2 separate regions of the Homo sapiens genome follow, and region 1 is linked to region 2. Evidence: chromatin contacts called from ENCODE Hi-C or POLR2A ChIA-PET data. All regions are on one chromosome and are shown on one strand. The core of a region is the stretch at or near the end of the contact, and the rest is flanking DNA. Distances in the headings are between cores, read along the strand shown. Region 1 overlaps RFTN1 (raftlin, lipid raft linker 1). Region 2 has its middle 15 kb from the start of LINC00690.

Region 1 (6,658 bases), core at 1,254-3,753, 68 kb before region 2:
CCTCCTGATAAATCATGTGTATGTACCTGCAAAGTATGTTTATGCAACAGAATAGAAAAACATCTCAGTGGCTGCTAAGTGTAGCAGGTACTCCTTGCCCATGTAATTTTTACTTATCAGGAGCCCTGACCTGTAAACAAAGAAGAGTATGCCTGAAACACAGAACTGAGGAAATGACCTTCTAGACTTAATGACAGTGGCATGCAACTTGAGGCCAGAATCACCTACCTTTTCACACCAGATTTGCTTTTGAAAATATTTCGTAGATAAAATTCAACAGGACTCCTGTCTTCTGAAGCATTGGTGAAATATGGTCAAACTATAAAATGACAGTGGACCCAGTGAAATTAGAGAAAGCTTAAAATTCTTTAACGCAATATTGCTAATAATAATTAGTAGGGTGCATAGAATATTAACTTGTTTTCTGTTCCGCTTTAACCAAATTAGATAACAATTATTACCACTACCTCAAGGCTGCTTTTATGAATCCCTGCAGAAAAATAATTTGGTTTTGCTTTGACAGATAACAGTCATCAGCAAGGAATTTCATTTTACTGAAGGCAGGCTTAGTTGCTGAAATTTACTGCTTGGGTTACACACATATGCACATGCACACACACACACAGACACACACACACACACACACACACACACACACCTGAGCCCATTTTCATACAAGACTGAGTAGTGTTGCTTCTTGGTCTGGATTTAGAGTAGCTGGGAAAACAGCATGAAGAGTTTTTACATTCAGAAAGGAATGCAAAGGAATGTAAAGAATGCCTTCCTTCCTTTTAAATCTAATCTTATTACTCCCATTAGTGAATATTTAACAATAACACTAACGCTAATAGCAGACTTGGTCGCAACATCAAAAGCAACAATACCAAAGATGAATATAACAGCTTTGCTCAGAAAAACTTAAAGCTACGTCACACATATTATCTCATTTATCTTTTGAAAATCTCTTCAAACTGTAAGAGCATATTTATCTACTTTGAGACATGTTTTATGGGAACCGATTTCCTTATTACTCTTTGCATCTTCTGTTTAAAAACATGGTCTGTTTTTAACACACCTCCCAGCCAGAACCTCAACTCATAACTCATGCCATTGACTTCCTTGCATGAATCTCAAAAACAAAAACCAACTCTTAGCAATTATAGAAACCGGAAACAAAAATGAAACACAAGTAGGAAGTTAAATAACTTCACTGCATCCAACAATTGCTTTTGCCTAAACTGAAATTAAATAAATAGACACACACACACTCTCCATAAAAACTCTGCTACACAATTTATTAATGAACAGTGAAAAGAAACAGAAGCCAAAAGTGGGTCAGGAGAAACTGTTTAATCTAATAGTCTGGAAATTATATTGGAAGAAACAGATGGTTTCACAGAAGTCAATGTTACCTAGAGGAGCAAGGAGCGATTTTCTAGGAAAGAAAAATGTTTCCCTACCCTACCGCATATACTATTTTCAGCAAAGGAGGAGTCTATATTCAGCACAGGAAAAGTCCCGATATTGGCACACTTACAAAACTGGGACTAAGTGGCAGCCATCCACACATACTCAAGCTCAGACTTGGCCTTCTGAATCTGAGCTGGAGGTCAAACCTAGCCCTATTTTAAAGCTGGGAACAACAGAAGCCAGCACTACGCTCCAGTGGGTTATTGACCAACACTCATGTTCTTGATACCTAAGGAAAGTGGTCACCAACAGGTCATGGGCAGCATGACCCTTAATGTGGCTCCGGACCCTCAGAGACTCTGTGGGTCCCAGGCAGCAGCAAGACACACAGGGCACATGGAGTCGGAAGACCTCAGTGCAAGCTGCGGCTCTGTAAGACAAGACCACCCTATTTGTCAGGCTCCCTATTTGTCAAGCAGAACAAAAAACATCTCTAGACTTGTAAGGATGAATTGAGCTAAAGTATATCAAGCTGCATTGCAAACAACACAGCATAAGACAATGCTCAACCACTCAGTCTATTCTCATCCCCACCATCTATGATTCACCAAAACATGCAGCCAAATTCTCCCTAGAGTAGGGCTCAATCAAAAAGAGAACATCAAAGCTGGGGTCCTTGAATGACCGATCACAGCCAACCAAATCTCAAAGCCATACCCGAGGGACCTTTGGTATTGTCCACAATCCTTAAGAGTAAAGAATTGAAGAAGGCAAGTCTGAGTTCTGATTCTAGCTCATCACACATTCGTTGCAGAACCACGGGCACATTAGGTAACCTCACTGAGCCTTGTTTCCTCATTTGTAAAATCAAGATCTCTATAAGGATTAATTGACACTGAGCACCATGCATGCCACATTAGCTGTTATTACTGTTGCTACTGTTAACAATGATTATATCAATACCAGCAGCATCCAAGTCCACTGCTCCATCACAATACATCAGCTGCAGGGATCCCCAGAGAGGCCAGGGAGGGCGCAGGGGCAGAACAGCCTTTCTGCCATGAAGATGAAGGACTGTACGAGGAGGAGCCTCCCACCGGGGTGAGCTTAAATTTGCGGAAATATAGAAAGTCCCGCCCCACCCAACTCTGACCCTGGGGCCTCTTGCAGCAGTATCAAGGGCTGCTTAGAGCCTCCCTTCTAGCCATCCACCTTCCCTCCTCCAGGGCTTCTGACATTTTGCTCCAAGGTTTGTTTGTTTTTACTTAGAAAAAATGCCATCAACGTCAGTGACTGTATGCTCAGTTCTGCTGAAGAGCTGCAAATGTTATAGATGGATTTGTTATGTTCTAAAACTGCAGGTATCATATTTACAGAGAGGTAATAAATACCTCATTAAGGAAAGGCAAAACAAACACTTCAGAGTACTTGAGGCTCTATCTAAAGGAACCCCATGGTGAAACCCACTTTAAACCAAGAATCCTCCTGTAATGCAAATAAGTACTCATCCCCTCCAATTCTCTTCCTTCCTTTCCCTAGTTTACGATGTTGGGCTCCCCTGTAAAGCACCCCCCTCCCTCCCAGAACCTGCAGGCACCAGCAGCCAGGTATCCATCTTAGCCAGCTCCCTGAGACATCACAGACTTAAGCTGAGTCTGTTGACACCTGTTCTGTAGTGTCAACTGTAGGTGGGGTGGGGACACAGAACCAAACCACAACACCAAGACTGACTTAATGGGTCTGGTGTGCAGCTGGGCATGGGAACTTTTTAAACAAACTTTGAGAATCATTGTGTCACCTTGTATCCTTATTTTTATTCCTCTGGCCTGTCCTCCCAAATATATTCCAAGTCACCTAAAGAAAGTAAGTTATGATTTGGTCATAATACATAGGTAGGTAAGTAAACATTTGTTGAATTTATTTTATACTCAAAAGATCACACTAGTATAATTTTTTTCTGCCATCTCCACTCAAATTAAAAAAAAAAAAATTGTACTCCACATGATCTTTTAAGGTTCTCCAAGTGTGGTCCCCAGACCAGCAGCATCAGCATTGCCTGGGAACTTATTACAAAAGCAGATTCTCAGGCCTTGCCCTAGACTTACTAAATCAGAAACTTTGAGGATGGGGCCCAGGACTCTGCATTTTGACAAGCCCTCCAGGCTATTCTGATTCACTCTCAAGGTTGGGAACCACTCCTTTAAGCTAATGATTAGTTTTAAAGGCTTTTCTGGAGATTGACATTATTTTAGATGAGGCCATGGAACTGGCCTATCATCTCCCTTCACGAAATCAGAAAGGCTAATAGTGCCAGGATTTATAACTAGCCATTAGGCACCCAAACACTTAGCTCCCCACAACTTTCATTTCTTAATTTTCAGAATATAATGTAAATCATGATCCATTTTTTTAGATTAGTCTTTTTCCCAGCCGTGAAGGGAGACTGAAAGGACAACTCTTATAAACAATGATTATCAGCTGCTTCTGTAGTTGTGTGTCAGACTAACACCCCCCAGACTGGAGGTCAAAGAAAAACTGGACCTGTAGAAAACTTATTGCGCAATGTGCATGTCTTGAATAAGGAATGTCATCCTGTTATTATCATGACCACCCAAAATTTATATACAGAGTTTAAGGCTAGAATGCTGGTGGCCGAAAGCCAAGTATGAGCCTGGTCAGCACAATGTCGAAGAAAACATCCCGAAAATCAGTTCTTAAAGTCCTCTTAGACAGGAAAACCACAAAGATGGGAATTTGTAAAATGCAGCAGTGTGGAATGATCCTCGAAATTGTAATGCGTGTCATGGGAATGTCTTATAAGGAGGAACTTAAGAATAGAAATAGAAGAAGACAAGCTTGAGAAAGGGGCAAAGGTGAATAAATTACCTTTGAACTTTTTCATGTTGAAGCCCTTCAATTTAGTTTAAACCCACCACAGCACACAGAAGATTCAGGAACCAAGAAAGCCAAAGTGAAGGCTTTGCTGTTCAGTAAAACTACAAGATATCCTGCAAAGCTCCAAGTGCTTGGTGGCCTAGCAAGTTTCTTTTATAACTGCTCCAAACTCAATATCTCAATTTATTCTTCTATACCGTGGGGGTGACTCCACCTACCTCATAAGATTGTTGTTAGTTTGTTTAGAAGAGATTAATACAACAGTAGGTGCTGAATAAAAAGTAACTCTGATTATTACCTATAAAAAATGAAGCTCTCTACTCTCATACATTGTTGTTGGAAATGTAAAATAGAACAAACACTTTGGAAAACAGTTGAGCAGTATCTTATAAAGGTAAACATGTATTTAGCATAAACCCAACAATTCCACTCCTACATATTTCCCCAACAGAAGTGAAAACATCCACACAAAACACTTGTTCGTGGATATTCAGCTTTTTTTTTTCATAATAGCCCCAAACTGGAAATTTCCCAAATGTTCAACAGGAAAATGATTCAACAAATTGTGGCACATGCAAACAAGGGAATATTACTCAGAAACAAAAAGGAATTAACTCTTGATACACACAACAGCAAGGACTCAATACATACAACAGCACAGACTCCATGCATAAAACAGCACGGACTCCATACATACAACAGCAAGGACTCCATATATACAACAGCAAGGACTCCATATATACAACAACAAGGACTCCATACATACAACAGCAAGGACTCCATACATACAACATCAAGGACTCCATACATACAACAGCACAGATTGAACTGCAAAGGCATTAGGCTGAGTTAAAGAAGCCAGAGGCACACACACGGTATGATTCTATGTACATGTTATTCAAAAAGAAGCAAAACTATTCAACAGTGACACAGCAGATCAGCAGTTGGCTGGGTCAGGGCAGGCACCTGAGGGAACTTTCTGGGGTGATGGAAAAGTTTTATATCTTGAGTGTGGTGATAGTTCTACAAATGTTTACACCTATCAGAACTCATCACCCAGGCACTTCATATGGGTGTGTTTCATGGTATTTAAATTATAGTTCAATAAAGTTATTCAAACAAATATCACTGCGACACCCTTCAGTGGACTGGCAGTTGGCGCTGAGCTCTCTTTCATGTGCGGTGGATAAGCTTTGAGTGGAAAGAGCTGAAACACTGGATTCTGGGCCCACTTACTACTTGTTACCTGCCAAATCAATTTCTTCATCTGAAAAGAAAAGAAAAATACCTTCCTTTCAACTTTCGGGGCTACTTGAATCATCAAGTGAGAGCATTATTGGAGAATGCTTTAAAGCAGACTCAGCATCTGGCTGTGGGGAACTCGTGTCATCCCAGGTGCCCAGCACACCCACCTCCTCCTCTGCTTTCTGCTTTCCTTCACCTGCCAGGCAGTCCCTAGGACCACCTCCTAATTTCTCTTTCCCCCACTCCTTTTCTTGTCCCCACTGCCACTGTCTTGACTGAGGCCACCTTTACCTTGCCTGATGACTGCAATGGTTTCTATATGTTTCCCCTCCCCCAGCATTGCCCCTTCCATCCTTCCTCATTCTAAATCCAGAGAAATCTTTCCAGAATGAGAATCTGATGTCACCTGCACCCCCTCCATCTTAAAAACCTTCAGTGCTTTTGAGCTTAGACTCCTCAGCCCAACACCTAAGACCTTTCATCATCTGGCCCTACTTTCTTCTCCCCCAAAGAACATGCTCCAACCAAACTGAACTGCCTGTGGCTCCCCACATATGCAGGGTTATCTCCGTGTTTTGATCCCTCCCACAAGTTGTCTCCTCTTCGTGAAAAGATTATCTGCTTCCACCCTCTTCTCCCATCTTTTGCCTGACTAACAGCCAACTGTCCCTGGCACCAAATTTGCATAAAACTCCAAATCCACCTGAGGATTTCAAGTCTTCCTTGACACACAGACTCCTCCATCAAGCCTGGGCTACCACCATCCCATCAGTCTCCATTACTCTAGCATCAAGTACTGGTTCTTCATCTGTGAGAGAGTTTGAACCAAAGTAAAATACCAATCTATAGTCTGGTGCTATGGACTGAATTGTGTCCTTCCAAATCATCCTAACCCCTAAAGTGACTACATTTGGAGTAAGAAAGTAATGAAGGTCAAATCATGTCATAAGGATGGGGCACAACGTGATGGGACTAGTGTCCTTACAAGATGAGACACAAGAGAGCTTGTGCTCGCTCCTGTTCTCTCTTTCTCACTCTCTCTGTCTTCCCCCCAACCCCCGTCTTCCCTCCCTCCCTCTCTGCCATGTGAGGACACAATGAGAAGGCT
Region 2 (6,393 bases), core at 1,739-4,238:
TCTGTGTCCAAAATTGTAGTTCTGTTTCCCTTGTTAGTGATGAGTTCAGGATGGGGCATGTGCCACAATTGTAGTCAATGAGAAGTCTGCTGGAGGTACTTCTAGAAGAGTTTTCCTTAATCTCAAAAAAGAAGAAATCACAGAGACTTTCTGTTTCTGTCATTTGGATGTTGCTGGGAGATAATGTGATGCTTGGAGCTGTTGCAGCCATTTTGCAATCATGAGGGAAGAAGCCTGAGGCAAAGGCAACATGCTTAGGGTAGCAGAATAGGAATATCGACAAATCTAGACTCCTATATTAGGTTGAGCTGCTAAACCAATCAATGCCAGTACTGCCTCCCTACAAACTTAGTACCTAGTCACTCAGAGATGAGACTATGGAGTCAGACTTCCTAGGTTCAAATTCTAACTTTACCACTTACCAGTTGTGTGACTTTGGACTTCTCTGTGCCTCATATTTCTGATTTGTATACCTACCCTGTAGTATTCGTTTTAGAATTAAATGAATTGATATGTGGAGAATGCTAGAACCATAACTGATCACTCAAACATTTAACATTTTTTTATCATTTAAGACATTTTGTGTTGCATCTTCTAGTTGTTGCTTTTGAAAGCATCCTATGTAACACAGCAACTTTCAGTTAACCTTTCTCCTGTCAAAAAGTTAGGAAACTAACAACAAAAAGGCAAACCATCCCTTAAACAATGAAAAAAGGACTTGAATAGATATTTCTCCAAAGAAGACAGACCATGGCCCACAAACACATGAAAACACACTCAGTATCATTCATCATTAGGGGAATGCAAATAAAAATGAGGCACCGCTGCACACTCATTAGGATGGGAATAATTTTAAAAAAAAAGAAAACAGAAAATAGCGAGTATGGGTGAGGATGTGGAGAAACTGGAATTTGTATATTGCTGGTGGGAATGTAATACGGTTCAGCCACTGTGGGAAACAGTTGGCGGTTCCTCAAATGACTCAACACAGCATCACCACAGGACCCAGCAATTCCACTCCTAGGTGTCTGTACCCAAAAGAATTGAAAACAGGGACACAAGTACATGTATACACATGTTCATGGCAGCACAGTAGCCAAAAGGTGGAAGCAAACCACATGTCCATTGATGGATGAATGGATAAATTAATTGTGATATATACATACAGTGGAATAATATTCAGCCATAATAAATTAGAAAAAAATGATGAGAAATGGGAAAAATATCCCATTTACAAAAGCAACCAAAATCAAATACTCAGGATCAAACACAGAAGAAAAACAAAACGACCTAAGGACATGGAAGAAGACTTGAAATGCAGGGAAACATCACGCACCTGAATGAGAAGGCTCGGGGCCGACATAATGTCAATTATTTCCAAATCAATCTGTGAATTTAATCCATCTTTAATTTTTTAACTTGACAAACTGATTTTTAAATTCTACTCAAAGAATAAATATGTGAAAGTAACTAAAATAATTTTTTTTAAAAGGAGCCAGGTGTGGTGGTTACGGGACTGTATTTCTAGTTACTCTGGAGGCTGAACTGAGACAGAAGGATTGCTTGAGCCCAGAAGTTTAAGACCAGCCTGGGCAACATAGTGAGACCCCATTTAAAAAATTAAAGGGGATAGCTGTTACTAGATAGTAAGATATATTTCAAAATTACTCTAATTTGGGAATTTGATACCAACATAGGAATGAGAAAATTGATTACTGAACCAGAAATCAGAATTTATCATATACTGATTGGTATGTGCAATTGGTAGGAAAAGGAAAGATTAATTAAATAGTCTGGGAACAACCGGCTTGAAACTAATATACTAAAATAAATTCCACAGGGATTAAATACAAAAATAAAACTACAATAGAACTCAAAGAAAATACAAGTAAATATTTTCCCATTTACCAGAACTCATCCATATGGCTCAACTCAACCGCAGGGGAGGCTTGAAAACGTGTGTGGCTCTTTGGGAAGCACTCACTGTTACTGCCATAGATACCTAACCTATTTCTAGGAATGAGGGAAAGGATGAAACAAAGGATTGAAACCGAAGGGCTTTCTGCCTATCCTTATGTTTATCAAAAAATTCCAATACCCAAAATACACCATCCCACAATTATAATTGGTTGCATAGGCAAAGCTTCTCTTTCTCATTTGATAATCCTGTATATCTTTATAAGGAGCACATTTTTAGCTGATATTCCAGCTGCATATTGGAATTACATCTGTTCTCATTCTCTTGTTAATAATGTTAATAACGAAGCTTGACTAATAAATTGCAAGGGCTAACTTTGGAGTGACTGGTTCAAAATTCCTTGCTAGTGAGGAAAACAAAAGAACAAATATATTTTAAGAATAGATCCACCATAATAACATGCTGATGGTCAAAACTGATCAGGTAATTTGGATGAAGCCTCACACCTTCTTACACTTTGCAAAAGAAATAGCAGGAAAGGACAGACAAGCCTGGGCTCCTGTTCAGCCCTGGGGAGGAAGCAGGTACAATGGAGCTGGCAGTGTGGTCATTCCTGCTGTGCCAAGCCAATTTGCTTGAACTTGAAACAGAAGTGTTAACCTCACGGCACGCAAGTCCACCCATCCTCTGCTTTTGCCCTCCTTGGGGGCTTTCAGTGGCGCTTGTTGGGGGGAGAAAAAGGTGCTTGTTTTATTCCCAGTTGTACAGAGCAGCTGATCAGTGTCTGCACGACTTCTTGAACAAAGAATGTATTTCAGACCTTCTTATTGCTTGCTTACTTCATTTAACATTTAACAGATGTCAGTTGTGACACACACACACTTTCTCCCTAGGCAATGGATTAAGGCAAATTTCATTTTATGCCTGGCACGAAAGCCATGCTACATTGTATATTGAAAGACTTTTTTTTTTTTTTAAGAGAGAAAGAGGGGAAAAACAATTCTGCCTTAAAATCCCTAATAATGCAAGAAAACCAATTTCCGCAAAGGCATTGTCCTGGAAAGCTTTGTTGGTTTATGGTGCCACCTAATGGGGATGTGTCAGATTACACAAGGGCTATTGCATCAGGTCGCACACCCTGTCATGGTGAACACACTGGTGGTGTGTGGCTGGGAATGCAGTTTATGCAGATGCCTGTGCTGGATGAGATGTTATCGTCACGTACTGTGTCTATGTCTAGTTATTTAACCTTGGGCAAGTCCCTCCACGCCTCTGAACTCAAGGATCCTCACCTAAAGGAGGCTTCTGGATGCCTTCTTTGTGAGACTGTTCACAGGACAAAGAAAAGGTGTACTTGGCTGGGCGAGGTGGCTCATGTCTGCAATCCCAACACTTTGGGAGGCTGAGGCAGGAGGATCACTTGAGGCCAGAAGTTTGAGACCAGCCTGGGCAAGATGGCAAGACCCCATTTCTACAAAATAAAAATTAAAAAATTAGCTGGGTGTGGTGTGTGAGCCTGTATCATACTCCATATCTGGGTAACAGAGAGACTCTGTCAAGAAAGAAAGAAAGAGAAGAAAGAGGAGAAAGAAAGATGAGAAAGAAAGAAAAAAGAGAAAGAGAAAAAAGAAATAAAGAAAAGGAAGAGAGAGAAGGAAAGAGAGGGAGTGAGGAAGGAAAAGAAGGAAGGGAGCAAGGAAACAAAGGAAGAAAAAGAGGGAAGGAAGAAGGAAGGAAAAAGAGAAAGAAAAGAAAGAGAAAGAAGAAAGAGAAAGAAAGGAAGGAAGAAGAAAGAAAGAAAAAGAAAGAAAGAAAGGGGAAAGAAAAGGTATATTTGAAATGGAGACATAGCCCAAGGCTCTTAAACTCAGGGTTATGTCAGTCATGATGTAATAAAATCATGAGGCCCTACATATATTGTTTTTCTCCTTTTGGTATAAGCTTGGGTTTCAGAGCCATGTTTTTCGACGCCAGTAAAACTTCCAGCACTAGCATGGAAATGAACTGCAGTCGATGGCTGCCCTCAAGGTTGGAGAGGGGATAGGAAACTGGGGCTGCGTTGAACTGGACAACACTTGTCTGGTCTCAGGTGGATGACTGGTGTCAGCCCAGAATGGCCAGGAGGTGTGGCAAGATTTTCCTGTTTGCCTAAAGAAAGTAACCACTTGGGATCTCCTGCTTGTAAATGTTGGCCCAAGTTTTTGAACTCTACAGGGGCTAAAGAAATCATCCCCGAGGACTGAGTTCAGCTTGTGGGTCTCCAGCTTGCGCTCTCTGCTGTTCATTGCTATAGTCTTGCAAGAAGGTGGGTGCTAGGTGTGGAGCCCACTCTATCCAGGGTACTCTATCTGTGGGGAAGGGGGGCTCAATGCTCCATGTCTTGGGGGAGGATAGTGGGAATCTAGTGGCAGAATCAGGAGTGGGGACCTGAATCATTATGTTACTGGCCTGAGGCCAGAAGCTCAGCCTGGTGGAGGCCTAGGTAAGGCCTTCCCTGGTTGTCAATCCTCCTTCCTCGCCACCATGTCTTTCTCTCCTCTTCCTTGGAACGGCTTTCCCTGAAGCCTCCAGGCTTCTCTGATGAGATCCCCTCAAGAGCTAAACAGTTACTGGACACCATTGAGAAGAGTGCCAGACTGAGAGTCAGACCTGTGCATACACACTTGCTGTGTGGCCTTGAGGGGGAACCTCCACCTCTCTGAGTCTTTGTTTCCTCATTTATAAAGTGGGGAGGAAGAGAAAAGCCTTTCCCAGCTTCTCAGGATGGCACCTGGGTACAGATCATAGAGATGATGCATGAGGCGTGCTTTGTGAACTTGAAAGTGCTGAGCAGTACTTGGTTATTGTAAAACAATGACATCTACTTTGAATAATTCTTAAATCCTGGTACAGAATTAAGAAAGGATCATCTATTCATTTAGTCAACTATTTGTTCAAGAAATACGTACTGAGCCTCCATTATGTGCCAGGTACGTCTAAGCAATGACTAAGACAGACATGGATTGCCTGTCATGGAATGTCAATTCTAGAGTAGGAGGTAGAGAATAGGGAAGAAAGGAGGGAAAGAGGGAAGGAGGGAAGGAAGGAAGGAAGAAGGGAAAGAAGGAAGAAGGAAAGGAAGGGAAGGGGGGAAGGACAGAAGGAATGAGGGAGGGAGGAAAGGAAGGAAGGAAAGAAGGAGGGGAGAAGGGGAGGAGGGAGGGAGGGAAGGAAAGAAGGCGGCTTGAAATTGGCCATGATGAGTATTTACACCACCAACATTGAAAAACTCAGTAAATCAGGGTCCTTCCTGCAGGCTGACTTTTAAATATTTGCCATCAACTACTGAAGCCAGAGATTAGAGTGAGGAGCCAGAGGAGGATTCTGAGTGCAGGAGAAACACAATTTGCTATCAATTTTATCCATTTTTCAAAGTTTCCTCTTCATGATGTGGAGAATAGGCTGCAGCCAGGCACAGCAGCAGCGGGAGTATCAGCCTAGAAGGCTGTGAAATAACACAGGCATGAGATGCAAGGTTGGGCTAGCAATGGAGTAGCCAAACACGGATGGTTGGGATATGATGGGGGGCAAGGCTGATGGCATTCATTTGTGGATTGGCTGTGGGGTAAAGATAGAGACACAGCTGGTGAATCATACAGACACACTCTGTTCATGAAGAGCTTACACTTTAGTGGGAGAAACAAAGCAGGCAGTCAGCTAGGACTCCCACAAATATTTAGTTATAGTGGCTCTCGATGACATATAACGCAGGGAAACCTAGCCAAGTTTGGAAATGACATTTAAGCTTTGCTAAGGTGAGGTACGGTACAATCACACACCCATGGAGATATTTACATATTTCCTCCACAACTGATTTGGTTCTGCAAACATGCAAGGCCCCAAACATGTCATTCGCTAGTAATGGACTATGGCAAGGAGGAATCAGGAACGTGGAAGCTTTCAAAAATTGCCTACCCACCCAACTTCTGGGTTTTGCCTGTTCCGTCAGGATCCGCTGTGAGCTGCTAGGGTAATGGGGCAAACGGTGGAGATGCAAATGAAAATAGAAATGCTGAGAGAACAGGTTATCTAGTGGAAAGAGGGTGCCAAAGGAAGCAGGGTAGCTAGTGTGAGTGGACTGTTTGATACAGTTTGGGAAAGAGAAAGTTTTGGAGGAGAGCAGGTACCCTGATAAGGGGAGTCTTGAGGAAGCAGATAGGCGATGAGTTTCTTCAGGGCTGATGAATGGTTGTGTTATTCAACCGGTTCTGCACTGACCACCATGTGACTTTGCTCCTAAGAAAAAGCAGAATATATTTCCCCACCCCTGGATTTGGGGTTTGGCCATGTAATTTGCTTTGGCTGAAAGACGGAGATGAATGGGAGTGACAGGGAGCCAGTTATGAGATTTCTGCCTTAAAGGCTTTCCACATTTGCCATTGCCATCTGCCATTGTTTGCCACACGAGGAGAATGAGAGACACACGCTGCAGAGCC

Evidence for each region. A loop is a pair of places that touch in the nucleus more often than their neighbours do. ChIA-PET counts read pairs that join two places held with the same protein, here RNA polymerase II (POLR2A). Pooled maps may share reads with other maps.
Region 1: a map with no recorded cell type shows a loop between it and region 2 (6-fold over the local background). The contact joins two enhancer-like sites. A Hi-C loop is called at or near these places in 1 of 168 maps with a recorded cell type or tissue (natural killer cell), 6 of 37 single-sample maps with no recorded cell type and 11 of 50 pooled maps. POLR2A ChIA-PET finds 5 or more read pairs at or near these places in 4 of 52 experiments (T-cell, activated CD4-positive, alpha-beta T cell, activated T-cell and 1 more).

Annotation. Positions count from the first base shown.
Region 1 is chr3:16,480,373-16,487,030 of GRCh38, forward strand. All of the region lies in intron 2 of RFTN1 (raftlin, lipid raft linker 1), which reads right to left. It overlaps LOC124906219 (a long non-coding RNA gene), which reads left to right. Exons shown (of 3, transcript XR_007095839.1): 3 at 1-6,658. Among named protein-coding and RNA genes, the nearest start is that of RFTN1, 30 kb to the right of the region's middle. RefSeq lists an enhancer at 2,308-3,160. Within about 2 kb of position 2,504, at least 17 of the 41 ENCODE cell types and tissues checked have a DNase peak (open chromatin) inside an H3K27ac peak, as active enhancers do.
Region 2 is chr3:16,547,948-16,554,340 of GRCh38, forward strand. No RefSeq gene overlaps it. Among named protein-coding and RNA genes, the nearest start is that of LINC00690, 15 kb to the left of the region's middle. Within about 2 kb of position 2,989, at least 3 of the 41 ENCODE cell types and tissues checked have a DNase peak (open chromatin) inside an H3K27ac peak, as active enhancers do.